Linked DNA regions of Homo sapiens: region 1 is linked to region 2. A link is an interaction called in ENCODE POLR2A ChIA-PET data of the cell type or tissue named here. Cell type or tissue: K562. All regions are shown on one strand. Links, peaks and the distances in the headings refer to the core of each region. The heading gives the core; the rest is flanking DNA. Region 1 overlaps RSPH9 (radial spoke head component 9). Region 2 holds the start of SLC35B2 (solute carrier family 35 member B2).

What was found. Peaks named below come from ENCODE experiments on the same cell type or tissue, not always from the same donor. Only the 100,000 strongest peaks of a DNase experiment are listed, where the experiment ranks them.
Region 1: POLR2A ChIA-PET joins it to region 2 with 6 read pairs; 3 of 35 experiments call an interaction of 5 or more read pairs at or near these places.

What each region holds. Positions count from the first base shown.
Region 1 is chr6:43,670,827-43,676,297 of GRCh38, reverse strand. It overlaps RSPH9 (radial spoke head component 9), which reads right to left. Exons shown (of 5, transcript NM_152732.5): 5 at 3,698-5,471. The coding sequence ends at 5,349. It overlaps MRPS18A (mitochondrial ribosomal protein S18A), which reads left to right. Exons shown (of 6, transcript NM_018135.4): 4 at 681-804; 5 at 1,027-1,096; 6 at 4,392-5,096. The coding sequence ends at 4,536. Among named protein-coding and RNA genes, the nearest start is that of MRPS18A, 14 kb to the left of the region's middle. RefSeq lists an enhancer at 4,173-4,805. In K562, for the core only: no CTCF peak of the experiment used is centred there; no DNase peak of the experiment used is centred there.
Region 2 is chr6:44,252,560-44,257,725 of GRCh38, reverse strand. HSP90AB1 (heat shock protein 90 alpha family class B member 1) reads right to left here. Exons shown (of 12, transcript NM_007355.4): 11 at 4,348-4,681; 12 at 3,843-4,237. The coding sequence ends at 4,128. It overlaps SLC35B2 (solute carrier family 35 member B2), which reads left to right and starts at 198. Exons shown (of 4, transcript NM_178148.4): 1 at 198-326; 2 at 848-1,041; 3 at 1,230-1,384; 4 at 2,082-3,625. The coding sequence starts at 316. The coding sequence ends at 3,020. MIR4647 (microRNA 4647) reads left to right here and starts at 3,441; the gene lies at 3,441-3,520. RefSeq lists a silencer at 1-519 and enhancers at 1-609, 2,039-2,754. In K562, for the core only: CTCF peaks have their summits at 67 (motif pointing right), 4,030 (motif pointing right) and 4,768 (motif pointing right); DNase peaks (open chromatin) are centred at 215, 345, 665, 2,205 and 6 weaker places; H3K4me3 peaks cover 1,810 bases.

The DNA of each region.
Region 1 (5,471 bases), core at 472-5,471, 580 kb after region 2:
CTTGTGTGGAAACATATGGCATGTCTCCTAACCCTATCTGAGCAGACATTTTGTCCAAGAAAGATGCTTCAGGTACATAAAAGATTGGTGACCCTTCTTGAAGAGTTTCTGTTCTCTAACCTAGTCTATCAGAAGATGATCTCAGGAGGCTGGGTGTAGGGGCGCACACCTGCAATCCCAGAACTCTGGGAGGCCGAGGCAGGCAGATTGCTTGAGCCCAGGAGTTCAAGACCAACCTGGGCAACATAGCGAGACCCCATCTCTACAAAAATTAGCCAGGCATGGTGGCACGCACCTATAGTCCCAGCTACTCAGGAGGCTGAGGTGGGAGGATCACTTGAGCAAGAGATTGGGAGGCAGAGATTGCAGTGACCCGAGATTGCGCCACTGCACTCCAGCCTGGGCAACAGAGTGAGCCCTTGCCTCAAAAAAAAAAAAATCTCATAGAGAAGCTGGGAGCTCTTGGGGTTGATAATGGGGTACAGAAAATCTTACTAAGTTGGGATTAACCTTTGTTGGGTGAAGGTAGCAGACCCATGTGCAAAGCTCTGTGTGGAGGAAGTGATCTCAGCTAGGTTCCCAGGAGATATCAGCCTCCCCTGTAGACCATGAAGCCCTAGCTTCCCGGCATCAAAAGCAAGCCCAGCTGACCCTCATCCCCTATTTTCGGTTTCCACTAGGATGTTCTGCTGCTTAGCCAGTTCATCCGGCCTCATGGAGGCATGCTGCCCCGAAAGATCACAGGCCTATGCCAGGAAGAACACCGCAAGATCGAGGAGTGTGTGAAGATGGCCCACCGAGCAGGTAGAAGGCCCTGGGGACCAAGAGGGGCAGAGGGCTGCAGGCACTCTCTCCCCACCCAGCTGCCCCATGTTTCAGCCCCTCCTGGAAGAAAAGTGGATATCCGGAGTGTTAATTATACTCACCACCCAATGCCAACCTTCCCGCTCCCTTGGGCTTTCCCTCTGGCCCCCTCAGAGCTGCAGAGGGAGCTGCAAAGACTATCCCCTCTTCCCCGCCACTCAGGTCTATTACCAAATCACAGGCCTCGGCTTCCTGAAGGAGTTGTTCCGAAGAGCAAACCCCAACTCAACCGGTAAGCAAGCCTGGGTGTGAACAACCTGAGCGTTCTGCGCTCAGGAAAACTAGGGTGCACCTTGGCTGTCTGTTCCATTCCCTGCCAGCTTAAGCATCCACCCCCATCAGTCCACCCCTGCTGCAGTCTTCGCTTCTTCTGTTGCCTTCTTTGCCAACCTCAGCCTCTTTCCTCCCCTGTAGGGCCCTTAGCAAAGGCGCAAGGAGGGTAGAGGCCTGCTGATTGGGCATTAGAATGTGCTAATCCCCCATCTATGACATCACACTGGGTGGCTATGGGGATGTCAGTACTACAAATTTTCAGTATCCTAGCTCTCTCCAGCGCTGGGGTTATTAGAGGACAGAAGGCCTTAGAAATGGGAGGGCCTCCTGGGTTAGTGCCACTGAATACAGCTGTGCAGGTCGCACACTGGACAACTTCAGGGCAACATCCATGTAGACTAGGTCACAAATAGTGCTCCCCAGAGTTGTAGTTAACAACCTACACAGCGCCATGTGGCAGCCTAGGAGGCCCAGAGTTCATACAGAGAAGGAGAGGATGGCCTGCAGACCTTGGAATCACTTTGTCTGCCTTCTAGTCTAAGCAGGACCCTGTAGAGTGGAAGCAGATTCTTGTCTAACATTCAAGCAGCTGTCCCATTGCAAGTTCCCTTCTTCCCTCCTCTCTGGCATCAGCACACTCACATAGTCTTAGATCTCTAGTATCCCCTTGTTGAGAGTAGAGCCAGGTCTGTAGAATTGATTTGAGGGGGTTCTTCTCCCTACCAATGGCCCTTTCCTCCTGTCCAGCTGGTGGTTCCCAGACTGGAATGAGGAACATATTAGGTTGGTGCGGAAGTAATTGCAGTTTTTGTCCTTTTTTAATAGAATTGCTCTCTGTAAGGTATCAAAGATGACTGACGCAAAGCAAACACCTCAGCCCCCAGCAGACCTCCTAGGCTGATCCCCACCAGAACTCAGGCATGGAGGGTAGGGGGTGTGGGATGTGGGAATGCAGGGCTTCTTCCTGGTACCCTGCCTCTCTGTCCCTGGGGGCTAAGTCAGAGCTGGACCTTTACCAACACCATGCCAGCACCCTGGCTGTGTGCCCATCTCTACCTGTGCCCCCCACATTGCTAGCTCAGCCATCTGCCAGCAGCTCTTGGGGAGCAGGACATGCTAACCTCTTCCTATGTCCCCTAACTATGCTATGGACCATTTGGGGGTTGAGCCCACCCCCTCTGGCTTTTTAAGAGACAGCAGCAGGCCTGAGGACACAATCCATCCTGCCTCAGGCCTTTGAAGCTAGGCCAGGCGCCCTCCCATACATCCGGCATCCTTTAACGTGACACAGGATTGATGATGTGTGGGGGCTAGTCGGTTGCAAAAGGCCACGCTGAGCGGGAGGGGGAGTTCAGGCTACGAAGGAAATGGATTCCCTTGCAGGGGAGTCTCGTTTAATGCTGCCATGCATGGGCCCAGGCTCCGCTGGGGCCTGGCGGAGCCATGCTTTGTCTGCTGCTGTGTCGCTCCTCCTGCTGCCCCTTCAGGAGAGGTAGGAAGGGGCTGGTTTAGGAAAGAGACTTGGTTCTTGCTAGAGCTGGGGTGTTCCCAAAGAGCTGGCTGGAGGCCACCCGGCCCACCCCCTGCCAGCTGGCCGCTCCGTGTGGCGCAGGCATCAGGCCCAAGGCCAGCTAAAGCCCAGCTTCCCTCTCCAAGGCATGGGAGAAAGAACAGCTTTAGGGCAGTAGCTCTGGAGAACCTTTCCAGCTTTTCCTCTGCATCCCCAAATCTCAATGAGCACCCTTCTGGGGAGCCTGCTCCCATACCCCATCTCTTCATGTACCCCTCTGAAGCCTGGGAGAGGCCAGCAAAGGGGCCATCCCTGGTCCCCTCCCTTTACCTTACTCTTCTGTCACCTAGAACCACCGACCATAGAAAAAGCAGTCCCCTCACACCTGTAATCCCAGCAATTTGGGAGGCCGAGGCGGGCGGATCACTTGAGGTCAGGAGTTCAAGACCAGCCTGGCCAACATGAGGAAACCACGTCTCTACTAAAAATACAAAAATTAGCCATGCATTGTGGCGGGTGCCTGTAATCCAAGCTACTCCAGAGGCTGAGGCAGGAGAATTGCTTAAACCCAGGAGGCGGAAGTTGCAGTGAGCCGAGATCGCGCCACTGCACTCCAGCTTGGGCAACAGAGCAAGACTTCGCCTCAAAAAAAAAAAAAAAAAAAGCAGTCCCTATAACTAGCCTCCTTCACAGTCATCATCCTGGCCAGGGCAGTGACAATTCCAGGAGACACATGGAAGGCCCTCCCATCCCTGCCCAGCACACACTTGGAGTGCAGGCCAGCAACTCCCGCAGCTTCTGTCAACACAGGGCTGGCAGCAGAAGACCAAGGTCCAGCGGAGCTCAGTTGAACTGCATAAATCAGCAATCATTTTTTCACTTCTTTTATCTAAGAGTTTTTAGCTAAGGTTATTGAGTTTTTAAATAAAAAAGCTTTTTCTTTGATGGTCTCTAGAGACAGCTGGGTTGAGCCCCAACCTAGAATGGAGGCAGGGGAGGATTCCTGGCCTTTGTCATGGCTGAGCTTTCAGAATGAAGGATGGGCCTTTCTGGACAGGATCCAAGTTTTATTCTGGACAGAGTAAAACCCAATCCTAGCCGGCATGAGCCACTTTTCTGGGAACTATCAGGGCCCTGGCCATCCCCAAAGGAGGCCAAAGGTCCATGGGCGGCAGCCATCTTTCCCCACCCCCCTCCTATTTACAGGAACCTTCCTAGGCTAGGGCTGCGCCCACGGGCCCTTACCCCTTGATTCCCATCACAGGTTGGGTGAGGGGCAGGGGTCTTATACCAGTTATAGTACCCTGGGGAGTTCCCTGAAGGTTGGGGTAGCTGAGTGAGCCAAATGGGGAAGAGCAATGGGTTCCTCCAGAGCCTTACATCAGCTCTTCTCGCCCCATGGCTGAGGCCAGAGAGGAATGATCTGCTCTTCAGGCAGCCTCTTCGCCACCTTTTCCTCAGCAAACACACACCAACATTGACATTTACAAAGATCAAGGGAGCTTGTGGCCCTGGGCTGCCTGAACCTGGCCACACAGGCTTGCGGCAGCAAGAGCCCAGCCCATCTGTTTACAGGACGCTCAGCAGTTACTCCCAGGAAAATCCCTGCACTTCAGGAAAGGGAAACTGGTGAAAGGATTTGCTTGCCCAACCGTGGCCTGGCCTGAGGAGGTAGTGCTCCACTCTCCCACGTCCAGCTTGGGCCCCCAGCCCTCACAGGCACCTCTTTGTTCTCCCTCCACAGGTACCTGACGCGCTGGGCTCCTGGCTCCGTCAAGCCCATCTACAAAAAAGGCCCCCGCTGGAACAGGGTGCGCATGCCCGTGGGGTCACCCCTTCTGAGGGACAATGTCTGCTACTCAAGAACACCTTGGAAGCTGTATCACTGACAGAGAGCAGTGCTTCCAGAGTTCCTCCTGCACCTGTGCTGGGGAGTAGGAGGCCCACTCACAAGCCCTTGGCCACAACTATACTCCTGTCCCACCCCACCACGATGGCCTGGTCCCTCCAACATGCATGGACAGGGGACAGTGGGACTAACTTCAGTACCCTTGGCCTGCACAGTAGCAATGCTGGGAGCTAGAGGCAGGCAGGGCAGTTGGGTCCCTTGCCAGCTGCTATGGGGCTTAGGCCATGCTCAGTGCTGGGGACAGGAGTTTTGCCCAACGCAGTGTCATAAACTGGGTTCATGGGCTTACCCATTGGGTGTGCGCTCACTGCTTGGGAAGTGCAGGGGGTCCTGGGCACATTGCCAGCTGGGTGCTGAGCATTGAGTCACTGATCTCTTGTGATGGGGCCAATGAGTCAATTGAATTCATGGGCCAAACAGGTCCCATCCTCTTCATGACAGCTGTGAGCTCCTTACTGTGGGAGAGCTGCAGGGAGCCAAGGTGGGCTGCCTGACACACTTGCCGCTCTCGTGTGAATCCAAGAAACTGCGTTCCTCAAAGGGGCCCTGGTTGTCACCTTCTCCCACAGCCATTTCCACCCATCGTTGTCTAGAATCTCTTTCATTAGCACATTCCAACCCCTCTGCCACTTGGTTTAGAAATGAGCTCCCTGGCTCAGTGGGCCTTTCAGAATCTGGAACCAGACGGAGGTGGAGTTAAGAAGATAGGACAGAACAGGCAGGCCAAGTTCACTGAAGCTTAAGAAAATCATGTTTAGACTCTGTTTAAAAACATCCAGGCTGGCTCCCATTCTATAGCATGAAGGGCAAGTCCATGTTCTTCTCGCCAGTGCCCACGTAGACGTAGCCATAGTTCTTGGTGCGGGGAGCATGGTAGAAGGTGAGGCCCGGCCAGAGCAGGCTGCGCAGCACCAC
Region 2 (5,166 bases), core at 1-5,000:
CACAGGGGACACGCCGGGCGGGCGCCTCTTCAGGGCTGGGGCTCCCCGCGCCCAGGGGCAGCCCAGGTCCCCGGAACCCAAGCCGCGTCTGCCTCCGGGCCGCGCGGGGGCGCTGTGGTCCGGCGGCGGCCCGGGGCGCTGCGTGGTCGCGGCAGGGGCGGAGGGGGCCGCGGGGAGGGAGGCGGGAAGAGCGCGGCACTTCCGCTGGCCGCTGGCTCGCTGGCCGCTCCTGGAGGCGGCGGCGGGAGCGCAGGGGGCGCGCGGCCCGGGGACTCGCATTCCCCGGTTCCCCCTCCACCCCACGCGGCCTGGACCATGGACGCCAGGTGGGGGCTAGGGCAGCAGCGAGCTCACGTGACCGAGCCCCCGGGCCACGTGACTGCCGCGCCTCAGCACGGGGGCCGGGTGGGGTCCCGGCTGCTCGGCCGTCGGCCAGCATATCGCTGCCCGGAGCCAGCGGGGATGGGAGCTGCGGCTTGGTTTTGTGCTCCTTGGGGAGCTTCGGGCGGAGGGGCTGGGGACCCTGACGTCCCGGATCGTGGAGGGGAGTGTGGGGGAAGGGGCGCTTCCTCTGACCTGAGCAGCCGGCTAGCGTTGGAGGGAACAGAGGAGACCTGTGTGGCCAGAGGGGCGGATCCGCCCCCGGGGAGGGAGGAAGCTCTGCCTGGCCAGCGCCGGCGCACCCCCTCCCCGAGAGAGAGAGAGAGAGAGAGGCTCTTTGTCCGGGCCGGAGCTGCAGCGGAGGGGGCGGGGAGGAGACTCCGGGCACTACTCCAGTGTGGTCCCCTCTGGAGGGCGGAGGGGATGAGGAGCTGCGCCCTAATCCTTATGTCCGCTTTCCTTACAGATGGTGGGCAGTGGTGGTGCTGGCTGCGTTCCCCTCCCTAGGGGCAGGTGGGGAGACTCCCGAAGCCCCTCCGGAGTCATGGACCCAGCTATGGTTCTTCCGATTTGTGGTGAATGCTGCTGGCTATGCCAGCTTTATGGTACCTGGCTACCTCCTGGTGCAGTACTTCAGGCGGAAGAACTACCTGGAGACCGGTGTGTGAAGAAAGGGCGGGGAAGTGAGCTAGGTCGGGAAAGAGGGTATTTGGCCAGCAGTCCAAACGGGATATGACTTGGAGAGGGCGGGAGGTCGGTAGGCCGGACAGCAGGGCAGGCTGGCTGCTCTGGGGAAGATGAAGTGCTATGGAGAAGATTTGGGGCTTGACTTTGTGTGCTTTCTTCAGGTAGGGGCCTCTGCTTTCCCCTGGTGAAAGCTTGTGTGTTTGGCAATGAGCCCAAGGCCTCTGATGAGGTTCCCCTGGCGCCCCGAACAGAGGCGGCAGAGACCACCCCGATGTGGCAGGCCCTGAAGCTGCTCTTCTGTGCCACAGGGCTCCAGGTGGGTAGGTGGGCTCAGCCTCTCTTCCTGGGTTGGATGCCGGTGGGCAGGGATTCTGTGAAGGTTTCCATTTTACCAGTCCCAGAGCTTTGCTGGCTGGTGTGTTTCGTGTCCTCCTCCCAGGGGCACACTGCACCTCCATCTTTGAGGTGTTTGGGGGAAATGCCCTTTTGTTTCTTCCTTTTCTCCTCTCCAGCACTGGTACTGAAAGTTCATGCTGTTATTTCAAGATGTCTAGTGCAGAAGAGAGGACTCCTCTTGCCCTATTCTCTGTGATTTCTACTGTGCCGTTATTATACTTCCTTCCTGCACTGGTGTCTCACATACTGTAAACCCACTGATAAAATTGTGGGGGAGCCATTCAGCCTTCCCCCAGTACTGCATGTGAGAGAGTGCTAACATGCTGACCCCATGGCATTTTGCAGTGGGTACTAGTTCCACCTTGAATATCATGTTGAACTACAGATACCCAATTCTGAGAGTTCTTGCCTCCCTGAATAGGTTTTTCACACACAGTTGATTCCCTACAAGGTGAATCCAGACTTAGGAGGGGAGAAGAAACTTCTACAGAGGAACCAAAAAGTGTATATTTTCCTTTGAATCACTTAGGCATAATCCTGAAGAGAGAGAGGTCAATTTTTGTCTACCTTTTCATTATCTTGCTTATTGTCTCCTTTGTCTCTACCTTCCCCAACAGGTGTCTTATCTGACTTGGGGTGTGCTGCAGGAAAGAGTGATGACCCGCAGCTATGGGGCCACAGCCACATCACCGGGTGAGCGCTTTACGGACTCGCAGTTCCTGGTGCTAATGAACCGAGTGCTGGCACTGATTGTGGCTGGCCTCTCCTGTGTTCTCTGCAAGCAGCCCCGGCATGGGGCACCCATGTACCGGTACTCCTTTGCCAGCCTGTCCAATGTGCTTAGCAGCTGGTGCCAATACGAAGCTCTTAAGTTCGTCAGCTTCCCCACCCAGGTGCTGGCCAAGGCCTCTAAGGTGATCCCTGTCATGCTGATGGGAAAGCTTGTGTCTCGGCGCAGCTACGAACACTGGGAGTACCTGACAGCCACCCTCATCTCCATTGGGGTCAGCATGTTTCTGCTATCCAGCGGACCAGAGCCCCGCAGCTCCCCAGCCACCACACTCTCAGGCCTCATCTTACTGGCAGGTTATATTGCTTTTGACAGCTTCACCTCAAACTGGCAGGATGCCCTGTTTGCCTATAAGATGTCATCGGTGCAGATGATGTTTGGGGTCAATTTCTTCTCCTGCCTCTTCACAGTGGGCTCACTGCTAGAACAGGGGGCCCTACTGGAGGGAACCCGCTTCATGGGGCGACACAGTGAGTTTGCTGCCCATGCCCTGCTACTCTCCATCTGCTCCGCATGTGGCCAGCTCTTCATCTTTTACACCATTGGGCAGTTTGGGGCTGCCGTCTTCACCATCATCATGACCCTCCGCCAGGCCTTTGCCATCCTTCTTTCCTGCCTTCTCTATGGCCACACTGTCACTGTGGTGGGAGGGCTGGGGGTGGCTGTGGTCTTTGCTGCCCTCCTGCTCAGAGTCTACGCGCGGGGCCGTCTAAAGCAACGGGGAAAGAAGGCTGTGCCTGTTGAGTCTCCTGTGCAGAAGGTTTGAGGGTGGAAAGGGCCTGAGGGGTGAAGTGAAATAGGACCCTCCCACCATCCCCTTCTGCTGTAACCTCTGAGGGAGCTGGCTGAAAGGGCAAAATGCAGGTGTTTTCTCAGTATCACAGACCAGCTCTGCAGCAGGGGATTGGGGAGCCCAGGAGGCAGCCTTCCCTTTTGCCTTAAGTCACCCATCTTCCAGTAAGCAGTTTATTCTGAGCCCCGGGGGTAGACAGTCCTCAGTGAGGGGTTTTGGGGAGTTTGGGGTCAAGAGAGCATAGGTAGGTTCCAGTTACTCTTCCCACAAGTTCCCTTAAGTCTTGCCCTAGCTGTGCTCTGCCACCTTCCAGACTCACTCCCCTCTGCAAATACCTGCATTTCTTACCCTGGTGAGAAAAGCACAAGCGGTGTAGGCTCCAATGCTGCTTTCCCAGGAGGGTGAAGATGGTGCTGTGCTGAGGAAAGGGGATGCAGAGCCCTGCCCAGCACCACCACCTCCTATGCTCCTGGATCCCTAGGCTCTGTTCCATGAGCCTGTTGCAGGTTTTGGTACTTTAGAAATGTAACTTTTTGCTCTTATAATTTTATTTTATTAAATTAAATTACTGCAGTGGACTTGGTCCTGTGTTTTGGTTGACTGAAAGGGCATTATTATATGGTAGTTTTTCCAAACTGCCTTTAGCTTCAGTGTGTGAACTCTTAAGACTCACTGGTATTCTGTTATTTTCACTACAAAACCAGCTCAACTTGCTGTGCTCATGAAAACAGCAAGAGCTGGAGGGATGAAGAAGCTAGGGAAGGATAACATCCACTTCACAAGGGAAAGCAGAACTGTATAAAAACGGCATATTCTTTATTTTGCATACTTTAATTTCAGAACAAAATGAAGAAAATAAAATAAACCACAATACACAACATCCAATCCTGCTGTCAAGAGTAGAGAGGGAATGGGGCTTGACACCCTTAGTTTACTGCCTTCAACACAAGGACAGGAGAGGGAAAAAAACACTAGACACCAGCAGGGGGAGCCAGGTGGGACAGGGGCACTCGAGGCTGCAGTGGGAGCCCATGGGGACACTATACAAGGGCACAAGTTTTCCAACTATGAACTCCTAACCTAATCGACTTCTTCCATGCGAGACGCATCCTCATCGCCCTCGAGAGGGGGGATCTCATCAGGAACTGCAGCATTGGGTTCCTCTGCTGCCACTTCATCTTCATCAATACCTGAAGTAAAATTAAGCCATGTGAGACTTGACCAAATAGCATTAAGTCAAATCCATAGAGGAGACGAGTTGCACAAACTCCTTGCCACACCAAGTACCAAAGCTACTTACCTAGACCTAGCTTGATCATGCGATAGATGCGGTTGGAGTGGGTCTGGGGATCCTCAAGGGAAAAGCCAGAAGATAGCAGGGCGGTTTCAAACAGCAGCACCACCAGGTCCTTAACTGCCTTATCATTCTTGTCGGCCTCAGCCTTCTGCCGCAGCGTCTCCACAATGGGGTGGTCAGGGTTGATCTCCAGGTGCTTTTTGGCCATCATATAGCCCATGGTGGAGTTGTCCCGAAGTGCCTGGGCTTTCATGATCCGCTCCATATTGGCTGTCCAGCCGTAGGTGCTGGTCACAATGCAGCAAGGTGAAGACACAAGTCTATTGGAGATTGTCACCTGTGGACGATCACAAAAGCCTTAGATTGACATTACCACTTTGAAAGAGAAAACAGGCATTGTCAAGCCTAATTCCAGCAGGGGGAGGAGGTGGACAGACCACTTGAGTTTGAGACCATGCTGGCCAACATGGCAAAACCCTGTCTACAAAAAATTAACCGGGTGTGGTAGCACACATCTGTAATCCCAGCCACTCAGGAGACTTGAGTTTGCAGTGAGCGAGATCCAGTCCAAAAAAAAAAAAAATCGGCCAGGCATGGTGGCTTGCGCCTGTTAATCCCAGCACTTTGGGAGGCCGAGGTGGGCGAATCACAAGGTCAGGAGATGGAGACCATCCTGGCTAACGCGATGAAACCCCATCTCTACTAAAAATACAAAAAATTAGCCGGGGTGTGGTGGCGGGCGCCTGTAGTGGCAGCTACTCAGGAGGCTAAGGCAGGAGAATGGCGTGAACCCAGGAGGCGGAGCTTGCAATGAGCAGAGAT